2 separate regions of the Mus musculus genome follow, and region 2 is linked to region 1. The links are chromatin loops, found by intact Hi-C in ENCODE. Cell type or tissue: gastrocnemius. All regions are shown on one strand. Each heading gives the region's core, and the rest is flanking DNA. Links, peaks and the distances in the headings are about the cores only. Region 1 overlaps Msi2 (musashi RNA-binding protein 2). Region 2 overlaps Msi2 (musashi RNA-binding protein 2).

What was found. A loop is a pair of places that touch in the nucleus more often than their neighbours do. Peaks named below come from ENCODE experiments on the same cell type or tissue, not always from the same donor. Only the 100,000 strongest peaks of a DNase experiment are listed, where the experiment ranks them.
Region 2: a loop joins it to region 1, with 4 times the contacts of the local background. A loop is called at or near these places in 7 of 42 quality-filtered maps.

The regions. Positions count from the first base shown.
Region 1 is chr11:88,705,774-88,712,941 of GRCm38, reverse strand. Msi2 (musashi RNA-binding protein 2) reads left to right here. Exons shown (of 14, transcript NM_054043.3): 5 at 463-504. Among named protein-coding and RNA genes, the nearest start is that of Msi2, 8.9 kb to the left of the region's middle. In gastrocnemius, for the core only: no CTCF peak of the experiment used is centred there; no DNase peak of the experiment used is centred there; H3K27ac peaks cover 1,563 bases.
Region 2 is chr11:88,652,049-88,659,216 of GRCm38, reverse strand. All of the region lies in intron 5 of Msi2 (musashi RNA-binding protein 2), which reads left to right. Among named protein-coding and RNA genes, the nearest start is that of 0610039H22Rik, 36 kb to the right of the region's middle. In gastrocnemius, for the core only: no CTCF peak of the experiment used is centred there; no DNase peak of the experiment used is centred there; H3K4me3 peaks cover 980 bases; H3K27ac peaks cover 2,500 bases.

The DNA.
Region 1 (7,168 bases), core at 2,916-5,415:
CCTGCTTTGCCAGGGAGAAGAGACAATGAGAATCACTACGGCTGGAAAAACATTTAATTTTGAGATTGTGATTTTTGTTTTTCTTTCAGATACCATTGTGTTTATTTTTCTTCTGGCTACACATTTGCACATTAGTTCTGGGTACCACTCAGGGTGTGTGGAAGAGAGGTCCCGTGTCTCAATAAGAATACATGAGCTCTGGCTTATAAAGCATTTCACTGGCTAAAAGGCATGGTAGAACATTCCGGAAAGGTGAACCGTATAGGTCCTACAGGGAGAAGAACTGAGATCGGGGGTTGAGGGGGCTTTTGAGTTAGCCAAGAAGTTACTAAAAGCTGAACTCTAACCCTGAGAAATGAGTGATTAATAATTAGGTGCTTGGTCATTCATTTTTTTTCCTCCTCTCTCCAAACTACTCCACTGACTTACTCATTTTTTTGTTTTTATTTTATTTTTCTCCAGATTGACCCAAAAGTTGCATTTCCTCGTCGAGCGCAACCTAAGGTAAGTAGGTAGAAGAGCCATGGGTGGGCTTTTTAACAAGGCTTTCTCACTTCAGACCGAACACTGGCAACTGTTGGAGGCTGGTGGTTCTGTCTCCAGGGTCTCAGCAGAGGGAGGTGAAAGGCCCAGGTGAGCAGTTCTGAGAGATGACCCTGCCTCTGCAAGCCAGCATGCCGATGTGGGTTTCAAGCCATCCGGCCGGGGAGGGGGCCAGTGTGGTCCTTCATGTGAGAACTGCCCGCTGCAGAGTTTATGCAAGTGTTCTGTTTATTCTAAAGCATCTCTGAGATCCTGTCAGGAAAAGTTGAACATTTCCTTATGCCTTTCTACGGAAGGTACTCTATGGAGGTCTTAACAATCTGGAGGTTTTGAAGAAGAGGAGAATGTCAGTAAAAACAGCTTATCCTTTCTTGGAAAGGGAAAAAAACTTTCCGTAGGTTCCCCCTCTCCCTAAAGCTATAGGTCTGGGGAGAGGGAGCTAGGGATGCCCCCAGTTTCAGGTTTTGGATCAATCAGAGCTGGGAGAAACTAACACTGCTCAGCTTCTGAGTTCCAACAGCCAGGACCTGGGAGGAGGAGTCTGAAACGGCTGACCCCATAGGAGTAGCATTGCAAGATGTACTTACTGCTGCACTTTTGTGAAGTACGCAGGTAACAATGTTTCCCCTGTACCTGCCAGCTGTGGCTCTGTGGAGGCAGCTGGAGGCAGCCCTGCCTGCAGCTCCTCCATCTGATTTAAGGTGTTCCGATCCTCCTCCTGCCTTTTACATCTGCCCTTCCTGTCTGCTGTACTGCTCTTCCCGTCCACTGCACCGCATTAAAACATGTGCCTTGACGTGTTTTTGGGAAGAGGGCTACGGAGTTTCTGACTGTAGGTGCAGGAAGAGAAAAAGGATGACGGCTCTTGAGAAATTCCGTTTATTCCCTTCAGCCAAGGCTCTCAGAGTGGAGCCTTCTAATCGGGTAGAAGAGAAAATGGTTTTGCACATTAGCGAAGGAAAAGGTGGTTGTTGTAAATGGGATTTGAGAATTTCAGGTCTGGGACCTGTCACATGAACGAGTAAGAAGTAAGTTTGTTTGTTCCTTCCTTCCTTCCTTCCTTCCTTCCTTCCTTCCTTCCTTCCTTCCTTCCTTCCTTCCTTCCTAAAGATGAAACTGGTATCCCTTAAGTGAGTAGAAATTCATACTTGAAGGTGGCTTTTTTTCCCCCTAATGCTTAAACAGGTCACAGGAATTTCCTTTACCTGGCCTAAACTTTGGGGCTGGCTTTAACTATGAGTTGCTTTTCATGTTTGCTTGAGAACCTTTCCGTCTCTGTACCAGCAGTATTTCCTGGGTCTGGAAGAATTATCATTTCTTCCCTAGTGTGAATCTTCAGATTTCCAGGTTAGTCACTGGATCACTCACAACTTGGATCAGATTTCCCTTTAGGGAAACTGGGAAAATCTGACTTGGTGAAACCATGGATTCAGACCTGCCCCCTCCACCCCCCCCCCCTCTCTCTCTCTCTCTCTCTCTCTCTCTGTTCTCATCAACTTTCTTCTTCAGCAGGAAGGTGGTATTTTGTGTTAATGTGCTGTGGTTGTTTGAAAACAAGATAGATGATGTCTCAGATCTGTCAAAGGAACTCGAACTGTCCCCATTTTGCAGCCCAGGCCTCAGCCTGGGGTGTTTGTGAGTTCTCAGATAAATGTGTTAATATCAAACTGGTTGAAAAAGACCGATGGCCTTGGAAATTCAGGGATTTAGTAATGGGACCTTTGTTTCTTTTAACATTTAATGACATGTCTGTCACCTTGTAAAGGTCTTTGCTGTCCCATATCCACACCTGCATCCCAGCCCTGTCTTAGTTTCCTTATCTCTGAACCAGGAATCATGATATCAGCTCCTCCACAAAGGTTTCTGTGAAAAAAAACCCCGAGAGCGTCCTGGTGAGGGCCTCTCTCCTCATCCTCCATCCTCGCCATTGTCACGGCTGTTTTAATCGTCGTCACGATGGAGCAGGATTGCAAGCTGGACCACCTGGTCTCAGATGGCAGCTGTGCCCGTCATTAACTGTTAGGAACTTGGCCCAAATCACGCAACTTCCTTGAGAGTCCATCCCCTTGCTCAAAGTTGGCTATGGGTGAAATAAATGCGCTCCTAGCATGGGTGTGACACTTGCTGATGCCAAAGGATGATCCACTGTTGTTACTGGTTATTTTTGAGAGAGAGGCCTTGAACTTCAAATCTTCCTGCCTCTTAAACCTCTCACTTTTGTTATGGAGGGCCTCATACTAGTTCTCTGAGAGATCCAGTGAGAACACTAACTGAATGTGTGTCCCAGGCAGTTGGCATGGGGGTGGTGTGTCAGCTCCACTGGACAGAGGAGGCAGCTGAAACATTGACTGGCTGTGTAGCGATATTAAAAAAAAACCACCTAGGCATCTGCCTCTGCAGTTGGAGTGTTGACTGCTATGTAGTCCTATTGGGTTACCACGACGCGTTGCCTCCCTGTCAGAAGTGAGGAGACATGGCTCCCTAAGGTCAGAAGACTACAAAGAGTAGAACTGACGGCAGCCTTACTGAAGTTCCAGGGTCTGGGGTTCTGGTCATTTTCCACCCCTTGTGACGTCATTTAATTATATGACACTATCATGTGTTCTCTGTCTGATCCCTTGGGGTATATTCTTTCAGGTGCTTCTGGGGTTGCTCAGCTCAGGAAAGCAGGAGTTGTTGAGGTGTAGTTGTGCCATGGTTGGGAACTGGAGTAGGGTAGGGAAAGGATTTGCCCTGTTTGCTTGTTTTCCCACAGAACTGGCCATCAGGGTTCCAGACCAAGGTGACTGCTGGGGACAGCATCCAGGCTGGCAAGAGTCTAGAACTTTGAGTGAAGCCTCATTTATGTTTTATTTATCTTCCTTTCATAAAACGTGTGTGTGTGTGTGTGTGTGTGTGTGTGTGTGTGTGTGTGTTGGGGTCATGGTGACAGGCCAGACTGCACTCTTCTGTGTGGACTGGGTGAACAGCTTGTAAATGAAGTGTCAGTCTATGTTTCAGTTAAAACTCATTTCTCTGCTTTCTGGCCGCCCCTCCCTGCTCACACTTGCCAGGGAAATATTCCGTGGAGGTGTTAAACAAGACGGGTGGAAAGAAACTGTAACTTGAGACCAAAGAAAATCTGTGGCAGTGAAGAACGGATTTCATATGAGTACTGTCATAATATTCTTTAATGTCTTGTATAAATAAAAAAAAATCAGTTTTGTCCAGAATTTTGATGAGCAACGGAGGAGGCAGGCTGTGGAGTCCCGCCGCCGTTCACCCGTCTCACCCTTTGTGATGCTGAGGTTCACGTGACTTTCTTAGGGAGCCTTGGGACTATGCTTTGGAGGCCAGTGGCCGTTCATTAGCGAAGTACATTTTGATCAGGAAGAGAGGTGATCACTCCATGTCTTCCTGTTTCATTTTTAAACTACGTAAGAGAACTCTGCTCCACCTCCACCGTTTTAAAAATTAAAATGGTCACGGGACTCTTAAAAAAAAAAAGACTTAATTTGAAGCTGTGACAGACCTGAGGGTGATAAGGATCAGTCACTCAGTGTCCTTCCTTTGTCTCCTTTGGGCCCAAGTGTCAGCTGCCTGGGAGAGTTTTGTTCTAGCCTGTGGCTTCTTTTTCTTTTATGGAGGAACCTACTGGTTCCTTAGCATCCGTGGGCGGAGCGTGGAGCCTGGGTGAGCCCCACCATCTGTCCTTACTGTCCTTTGGTAGAAGAACACAATCTCCACTCTTTACGATGATTGTTTCTAAAGGTTTTTATTTCTTTTAGTCAAATTGACTTTATCTTTTAATGAACACATAAAAAAACATAAACATTGCACAGACATGGAAACGGCGCGGGGCTGACCAGTTGGGTCAGCAGGGAACCGTTGTTGCTTGTAGAGGGCCCAAGTTCTGTTCCCAGTCTTCTATGTAAGGTTACAACCACCTGTAACAGCAGCTCCAGGCTATCAGACATTCTTTCTTCTGGTCTCTGCAAGCATTGTCACGCACGTGTCTCGAACACACACACACACACACACACATACACACACACACACACACACACACACCCCACAAAACCATAAATTAAAAAAAAAACCCGCATTATCAGTGAACAAGTGCTGTTTTGATTCATGTGTATGTTCATTGTGTCGCTTGAAACATTAGCTGCTGGTCTCAAGAGGTCATTTGTTCCATCTATTTCCAGTTGCTTTCAGGGACAGCTGGGTGATCATGAACATACCATGTAAATCCTATCAAACCTCAGTTTCCTTCTCTCTCTCTCTCTCAAAAAAAAAGCTATGCAGATCCTCACCATGCTGTTTTGGAAATCAATGCAGATTGTTCTCTGGGGGGCTGTGTGTGGACAAGTGGCACCCAGCACACTCCTGCTGACACTCTTACAGGATTATTATTTTTTGGTTTCTTAAGATGAGATCTCTCTGGCCAGCCTCAGAATCATTGCATGGCTCATGATGACCTCGAACTGTTCATCTCCTGCCTTTACCTCCCAAGTTCTGAAATAACATAGACAGTTTTCTGCAGTAGTTGGAGAGGGAACCCAGGGTTTCATGCCTGCTGGGCAGCCATTCTGCCAACTGAACTTAGAATTAAAGAATAAAAACAAGCAAACACCACCCCAACCCCCCAAAACCAAACCAAACCAAAACAAAAAAACCTTCATCAGAATTCAAGCCCCCTGGCTCTTTGGAGCTATTGGTGGTCAGGGGTCAGTGAGATGAATCAGACCTGGCTTTTCCTCACTGGAGAGAGCTGCTATCCAGCTGCTATCCAGATGTGTTCTGTGGGTGCTTCCAGTCACCACAACAGTTAAGTTGTGGAGGGTTGAGCCAGATTTTCTTGTTCCCGTCTTGTCCTTAGACGTTGCTTCAGGGTCCTGAAAGGTTCTCTGTGAATCACGCATCCAGATGGGTGCAGTGGCGGCCGTGCACACCTCCTGTTCCAGGGGAGTGGTTTCTTGGCAGCTTCTTCAGGGTGCAAGGGTGAGATTCCAGCATCTGGCCTTCCCTTGCTGCTGTAGATCGGGTCACCCAGCATCTTGCCGTCTTAGATGTTCTGCAGCTGCAATCTCGGCAGCCACGGTTTTAAGCCGCCTGTCTGTTAGCTTTTCCCTGCTCTGCAAGGCTGTAGGGGTGCGTCTGTGGCCCTTTTCCCCCACTGGTGAAGACCTTGAAGGATTAATGGCTTAGCGTCTCGCTTGTCCAAGAGCCCTGCTCTTTCCTGTGCTCCAAGTCCTTAGCAGGTGTCAGCTCAAGAAGGAGGGACACTTTGTCCTACAGATGTCCTCTTCCTGGATGTTGCCTTTCCTTCCTGGCTGGGGTCTCTCTATTCATATCAGGCTGCTAGGATGACAAAGCTGTGTCTCATGTCCTTTTGGTAAACAGGTGAGCCTCCTTCCTGTCCCCCAAGCAGTCTCTGAGGGCCCGTCTTTGTGGCCCCCTCCATATAGTGTGTTCTAAATGTCCGCTTTTAAATTTTCATATCCAGAAATTCTTTGACTGCAACCCCCAGAATACAGGGATATATGGCCCTTTTATCTTTTGCCTCTTACTGAATTTAGCAAATTTCCATGAGCTCAGGAGATGGACGAGCCTGTGGCTAGCCCCAAGATCCTGCTCAAGCCACTCACCACGCGTCAGCTCGTGATCCTTACTTACTGCCCCTCTGGGCATTGACTCTCTCTTGCAGGGGATTTGAGACCCCCCCTCAGTGCTTCCTTGGGCTTCGCACTGCCAATGGAGCAGCTTAAATGCATTGGCCTTGGGTTTTGTGTCCTTCAAGAGCCCAGCTCAAGGGTCTCTTTGCAGCTTATATCACATCTTTTCTTGCTTCCTTGCCCTTGGGACTGTGAGACCTTTGGGGATCACATCTCTCTCCATGCCCTTCTCCCTGACACATGGTCATGACACATTCTCGCATGGCCTGAGCTAGCCCAGCCTCCTCCTAAAGCCCAGTCCTGCACTGTTTTATGATGCCTTATTAGGTGGTGTTGTGGTACACACACCACAGAGCATACTGAGCTTGCACAAGCTAAAATAGATGGAGGCAGGATACACTCACTGCAGGGACACCTGGTTGTGTGTGTGTGTGTGTGTGTGTGTGTGTGTGTAAAATGTAAGTGAAATGGCATGAAGTTCAGGTTTTAACTCTGGATTTCTAATGTTTGAGCTTGTCCTCAGTTCTTCTACTGGCTGTCAGCTAATGGAGCACCTATACCCACTGGAGGCTGTGGTAGGCATTCCAGTGTTTATTCCTTACTGAGTGCCTAGTGCCTGCCAGCCAGCCTGAGGCTCTGAGATGGTATGGGCAGGAGGACCACCATCTCAGAACCACTTTCATTCAAGCATGGCTCTAAGAATGGAGCAAACAGCTAAGAGCACCACTGTTTTAGGAATGACCTGCAAAGACAGGCAGAGTGATGGTGGCGTGGGGCAGGGGGCTGTCCCTTCATCAAAGCACAGAGTTGCTGCTGTCAGTATTTCAGTAATTATTGACCTAGGTGCTTTGTTTTGAGCTTTACAGTATTTTAAGTCCAGGTCTTACTGACTCTACCAGATACCAACCCTGAAAGTACAAGAGCCTTGATGATGGCTAGCCAAACCTCTTAGAACACCATACACTTTG
Region 2 (7,168 bases), core at 3,042-5,541, 54 kb after region 1:
AATCCTGCCTCCAAATGAAAGTCAAAAGGGGCTGGGAATGTAGCTGAGTGGGAGAGGACTGGATTAGCATGTGTAAGGTCTTGGGTTCAAGCTGCCAGAAAATGGATGTGAAAGGCGTCCCCTGTGAGCCTTGCACTTCCTGTGGCTGTCTTCCTGGACCTGGCCACTCCCTCTTGTATTATACTTTGATGAGGATGTCTCTGTGCCACACCCCACCTCCCCAGTCCTGAGGCACCGTCCCTCAGTGGTATCCCTTTGCTGCCCAAGTTGGTGGTGTCTTCATCTTTGACCTGACCAGTGACAGGTCTTCTGTCTGGATACTTCCTCTCTTCCTGCCCATGGACCCACTGGCTGCCCAGAGGGCTTTTCTGAAAAAGCAATATAATCATATATATATATATTTTTTTTTTTGGTTTTTCGAGACAGTGTTTCTCTGTGTAGCCCTGACTGTCCTGGAACTCACTTTGTAGACCAGGCTGGCCTCGAACTCAGAAATCCGCCTGCCTCTGCTTCCCGAGTGCTGGGACTAAAGGCGTGCGCCACCACACCCGGCTATCATATTCTTTTTTTAAAGTACTGGTTGAGCCACAGTTTTAAGGGGAGGTCCTTTAGTATGGTCTCAGTCACCAGACTCTGACCCTAGCCTCATTTGTCAGCCTTCTTGTTGCCTTGCATGGCCTCTTGGGTGTCCATTATGGTTGATGCCGTTCTAGAAGGTTCTCCTTTGCATCTGCTGCAGCCTCTGCCAGAGAGAGCCTTTCTCTCAGGAGGCTCTTGTTTCTTCTTCAGGTGTTAACTGAGCCTGTCCTTAGTCTTACCCTAGTTACTTGCCTAGTCCCCCTTTCTACAGTTCCTGCCTCCGTGTTACCCCGTGGCTACAGGTCTAGCGTGTCACGGCCTCAGCTTTTCTATAACTCCGTGGGCTACAGAATCTGACCTGCCTGTCCTCAGACTATATGGCGTCTCCATCCTGCTGACTATGAGGGTACATGGATTTTTCTGAAAAACTTCTAATGTCTTTGAGTAGAAGCAGGCAGAGCAGGGAGGTGGGTGCTGTAGAATACGATGCACACATCTTGTTGCCTGTCCGAAATCAGAAACCTCCAAAATGCAAGCCTTGGATAAAGAATTCTAGACTGCCTGTTCAAGTTGGCATCTTCGCATTCCTAGTAAGGACTGGTGGACCATGTCTTGAGCAATGATTTATATTTCCTTAGTGTCTTCAGGAGCAACTGGTAACGTAAGAACGAATAGCCCTAAGAGTGTCCTGGGTGAAAGGATAATTGTCCCCAATGCTTATTAGTGTTATTAGGCATGCGTTGATTACCAGGCTCTGTTCTTAACACCTTATGCACTTCCATTTGTCATTCATGTAGTGGTCCTGCAGGAAGACACTCATTGGGCCCTGAGGTCCAGGCACCTGCTGCTTCAGGAGCTATCTTAGGTCTCATTGCTGGGAGGGAGGGATGTTGTTTGAATTCAGGAAGCTTGAGTGCTAACTGCCAGCCAGACTGTCTGGACAGGGAGTGTAGGTGTTACACTCAACTGCACAGTTGGAGGCTGACCTGGAAGCCCTCGGAAGGCCTCTGCCCTGCTTCACTGTATGTAGGAGGCTCTACGTGTTTACTGGAACACTTGGTCAGAGAGACCTCTGGGTAAGGAGATGGAGTGATTGGGTATGGGGACTAATAAAGATGAAATCTCCATTTAGTGGGTTACAGAGCACAGTAGAACCCAGCACTTAGAGAAGCAATTTGTTCTCGTCAAAGGAACAGCCTCTTTCATGGTCATCTTGTCTAACATGTAAACAAGACTAGCCTGAGTGAGGTCCAGAGAGATGGAGCAACGCAGCCATTGTCTGTCCAAGGAGCCCAGCCATTGTCTGTCCAAGGAGCCCAGACCAATCGTCCTCCATGGTGCCTTTTCTCAGGCTCCAGGGTGGTGTGGCGTCCAGAGTGAGGGCAGGGCTGTTGTGTGGCTTTCAGCTCGTCACTGCGGAAACGCCACTCCTTGGTTGGTTAGTGTGGCCAGCTGACCTTCTGCTGTGTAACTTGTGTTTCTGACACCAGCAGTGTGCTTTCTATTCAACACATGCCTCCTTTGACTCAGTAAATCAACTGAAATGTAGTTGTGGTACCAGCAAAATATATCAGCAGCTCCTCTCATCCTTAGTCCCTCTCCTAAGAGCAAACCCAGAGCCCAGGAGTTCCACCTAGAAGAATGTCATCCCAGGCAGTAATCAAACAAAGTTCTTCTCAAATAATAAAGGACTTATTCAAGGATGTCCATTGTGGCACTGTTTATACAGACAAACTGAACAACCCAGCTGACCAACCCCTAAGGATTAGCTCAGTTGGGTTGTATCCTTCTGTTGTTCTGCAACCATGGAGCTCGCTGGCTGATGCTGAAGGTGCTCCCACCAGCTGGGTGGAGTGGTCCTGGAGCCCACTCAGAAACCCCAGCGTTTTGTAATGGAGTCTCATGTTTAGGTTTGATATAAATGTATAATACCCATTTTTTTAAAAAAGGAAATATATACAAAATTACATCCATATTTAAGTTGGAAAACCTGGGGGGCGGGGTCAGAGAACATGGCACAGTTGGTATGCTTGCTATGCGTGTACATGAGAACCCGAGTTGCATCCCCAGCAGTACGGAGAGACAAATAGAAAGATGCCTGGGCCTTGCTGAGCCATCTTGCTGAGCTGGTGAGCTTTCAGGTTCAGTGAGAGACTCTGACTTTTTAAAATGTGTAGAGTCATAGAGGAAGACACCCAATGTTGAACTCTGTCCGCTACACACAAAACCAAAGAACTCAGAAATTGTGGATGAGGTGGATAACCTGGGTAGGTGGATGGATAGAGAAAGCCAGCGGTATTGCTGCCTGGGAAGGTTTTTGTCATGAAAAATAATCATTACCTTCCTTTTGAATTCAGCATCTTTTGCTTTTAGAGTATGAACCTTGCTGAGAAAAATGGAAACATCTGAAAGTGAAGCCCCGCCCCTCCCTTCCCCTCCCTGTCCCTTTGCATTGTGAAATTCCCAGAATTAAGAGGGGGACATTTGACCTGGGTCTGTGAGAGGCTGTTCCAGGCAAGGAGCCTATCCACTTGGGCCTGTATAGAAAGACCTGGCTGCACGCTTACAGTCAAGGACGAGTGTCTTGTCCCGAGTGCAGAAAGATGACATAGTCCTCTTCACTCAGGAATCCTGGTCTCCCCAGCGCAGCACCGTAGACGAATGACCTCTGGGGTGTCTCAAGTGGCTTGGTTCTTGTGACAAGATTATGAAAGCAGCCTCCACTCTTACTGGTGAAATAGACACAATTAGCCCTGTTTTGTCTACATTAAGCCCAGCGAGGAGGACAAAGAACAGTTGAGATGATAAATAAATGTGCTTTAGTTAAAACCTATGTGACAGCTCAGAGCGTAGGTAGAGATCTGTGGGCTCAAGGGAGGCCTCACCTGGGGCTCCTGCAGGACACTGGAATACAACTCTTAAGAACTTTTTTTTTGTTTTTTGTTTTTTTAATTTCCCTCTGTTAAACAGCTCTACATTCTACAGAAGGAGGTTGATTCCAGGAGGTTTCAGCACCTTCAACTGCATTTTTGAAAAAGCCCTATTTCCATTAACTTGCTTCGAAATAAAAAGCTAGTAATTTTTTTTTTAAAAGGTAAATGGTAACATTTTTGCTTTCCTAAGGGCATGTGCTGTCCTTGAAACCAGAATGTCCAACAGTAAATTATTTGATTCCTTCCAACAGTACCCCTTGTGTGTGAGGCAAGTATAAACTTCCAATAAGGACAAACTACTCAGTCAGCCCAAGCTTGGAGCTGTGTACTTTTCTACCCAACTGGGTGGGCCAAAAACCCTCCGTGGAGTTTGCTTTAGGGTGGGGTGCGGCAAACCTGGGCCACTGAGGCTATCAAGAGGTTTGCTTAAGACTTAACTTACGTGGGTTACTGCAAAAGGGTTTATCTAGAGTTGTTCTGCTCTTCTGTGTTTTTGTTCCCTACCAGCGGTTGATGGGCACGGTGAGCTGGTCGCCTTGGCACCAGGCTGTTGAAGGCATAATCAAATCACAACCCTCATTTTCTGAGTTACGTAATTTTGCAGAATGGACGCAGTGGCTCCTGGGAAAACTGTCTTTCCTCCTGTGAATTTTAAGGTCCATTTATAAAATGAGATGCTGTGTTGAATAGATGGCTGGGAGCGGGGAGGGTAACCTCATTTCACCTTTCTGCGTCTCCGAGGTTGAGTGGCCTTTGCCCGTGGCGCCTTCATGGAAACAGTTCTAAATATAGTTTCTGTTTGTTGTTGAATAATGACACAGGAGGGCCGGTGGTAGGGTTTCCAACTCCTTTCAGTCAGCAAGCAGGACAGAAGGCATCCCGTTTAGAGGGCCACTGTGACCAGAGGGCCACTTGAGGGACTGTGCCGTCAGCGTTCAGGCTATGCTTGCCACTCCAGGTGTACTGAGTGTGAACTGTCTCTCAGCTTCCTGAGACCTACCCACTCTCTTCCCCCAAGTTCTCTAATTGGTTCTTAACTAGTACACAAGTGAATCGAAGGCATATAGCTGGACATTCTACCCTGCCCTGGGTGGTTCTCCATCCACAGGTCTTAGCTAATGTTTAAGGGAGTGGATGATGTAATGTCCAGAGTCATGGGTACCAGTGTGGTTTTTTGCAGGGATTATCACAGGCCATGTAGGGCCCTAGTGTTCCAGGCTCTGGTACCTTTATCTTCGAATTCGTATTTCCGGCCAGACAAGGGATGAGATTATATTGTTTTCTTTGCCTGAAGAGGCTTTTTGGTCTTATTGTTCTGTTGTGTCTAGAACAGCTTAAACTCCATAGTGAAACTTTTTCAACTGGCCCAGGACATACGATTCTGTGTTCCTGCTTGTATTTCCATGCAGTTTCCTGATGAGCCCACAGCCACAGGCAGACCTGCTTTGAGGTATCAGGCTGGAGTCAGGTGACTTGGGTTTCTAGAAGTTTCTACAAAAGCTGAATAAAAGGGGGAGAGTTGAGATGTCAAGAAAGAGGAGCCCAAGAGCTGAGTGGGTCAGTTGTCTTGATACTCTTGGGGCTGAGCCCTGCAAGGGATGTACGAGAGTTCTGCTGCATCTCAGTGAGTCCCCAAAACTGGGAGGGACATTGTAGCAGGTGCAGGGAGCGCCAGTGTGTCCTAAAGTGCCATGTCACATGACCCAAGACTACCAGGCATATGGCCCTTCTTAGTAAACACTAGGTAAATGTCTCAGGCTTCTCTGAAGTGATCTCGATGCCCCGAAGGGATAAGAGGACAGGTTTTATTATTCTCTCCATTTTGTGACTTTGTATTGGGAAAGCAAAGGCTTGTGAAGAGGCAGGGTTGTGGGAGATGTTTTTACCTTAGCGAACTGCAGCATCTTCAGATGCTTTGAATGTTACAGACTTGATTTTTTTTTAACGTCATACTGGGAAATGATCTTAGTCTCCTCTTGTATAGTAACGTAGTAATATATCATGTTTGCTTCTCACTGGGCACCTAGTAAGCTTTTCTCCGTGTGGGAGACACACTTTGGAATTTGATCATGGTGCCCGTTTTTACTGAGATGCCTAGGGGACTTGGAAGTCAATGTGGGGAAGAGAAGAGACACAGTGTGTCTGTGAATCGTGTTTTCAGATTTATTTTACCCCCTTTCTGTGATAAGACTCTCTAGTTTGATTGTCTTATGTCTCATCGTTGGTTATCTTCGAGCCTTAGAGAAAGCAGGGAGTTGAAGATCCTTTTTAAATAATTACATAACACAAATAGGGGACAGCCTAAGGAAACCTTCACATCACACAGAAAGCCTTAGAACGGGAGAAGTTTCTGAAGCAGGTGGATAGATGCTATCACATTATTTAAGAGTAGATCCACAGGCCAGACTGCCAGGGTTAGAATCTTGGCTCTGCGCTTTTATTGGCTATGTGACCTGGATATAGCCTGACCTCTCTGTCATTTAGTTTCCACATCTGTAAAATGGGGCTGTCTCCTGCCTCAGGGTTTATGCAGAAGCCTAAGGAATGTGCGCTGCTCATAGATGCATCCTGTTCCCTTGCCCTGTTGGCTGCGTTTGGTCCACGTCGCTGCAGATGACACATTGGCCTCTGAATGCTTCTCTCCCAGGCGTCTCATTCTTAACTTCTTTACTCCCAAGTCAGCCTTTTCTGGGTGTAATTAACCAGGGTACTGCTTACGCCTTTAAATATTTTTTAGTGAGAAGACTTTTCCTGTAGGGTTGGCATACTTTCTCAGGGGACCAAGGAAAAGGTGACATGGTTTACGTGGCGCCATGGGCCTCGACTAGCCCCAACAATACCTGTGGCTCAGCAGTGGTGGCTTCATCCTGGACTATTCCATCCAAAGGTCACCTTGTTTCTCTGTGCCTTAGTTTTCCTACAGTACTATGGGGTACATCAACTCCCTTGTCACCTCTGGGAAGCTGGAGTCTATCCTGTGCCCCCTGGGTGGAGATTTTCAGCCTGAAGGTTTACTGAACCTCTTCAGGGAGCAGGATTGAGAAGCCGGTAGTGCCTTTGGATTGGACGGTTCTAGTCATGTTTCTTCCCTGATTCTTGACAGTGACAGAATGCAGACAAAGTGGAAGACTGGCTGAAACTAAGGATTTACTGCCATTTTGTTGGTTTGGATAAAGGGAGACAGACTTCCCGGCTCCTTTGTTCCCAAAGATAGACAGGTGGAGAGTGATACCTGCCCCCCCCCCCCCCCCCACCTTGTGGGGTTGCTTTCTCCTGTACGAGTGCAGCAGCAGGGGTTGGGAAGAGTAACAAGCTAACAGAAACTGGTAGGAGACTTCAAGCTTGGGATTTAGCTATGATTAAAGCAGGAAGGCTTATGCCAGCACTATTGTTTGTTTGTTTGTTTGTATGCTTAACTACTGTTCTTGGTGGTTAAGGTCAGCTCAGCTCTTCTCTTCTAGCTGGCTCCTCTGCCAAAGTTATAGAGATGGATGTCCATGACTGATCTTCTGACTGTCATAGGGATGTGGCACCCCATGTGTTGTATTTCTCTGGGCATATTTTGTCCATTTTTATGGTTATATCTGGCCCCTCCTACCCACATTTCCTTGAGAAGTCAGTGGGTGAATTACTAGATTTTCCTCTGAAATGGATGA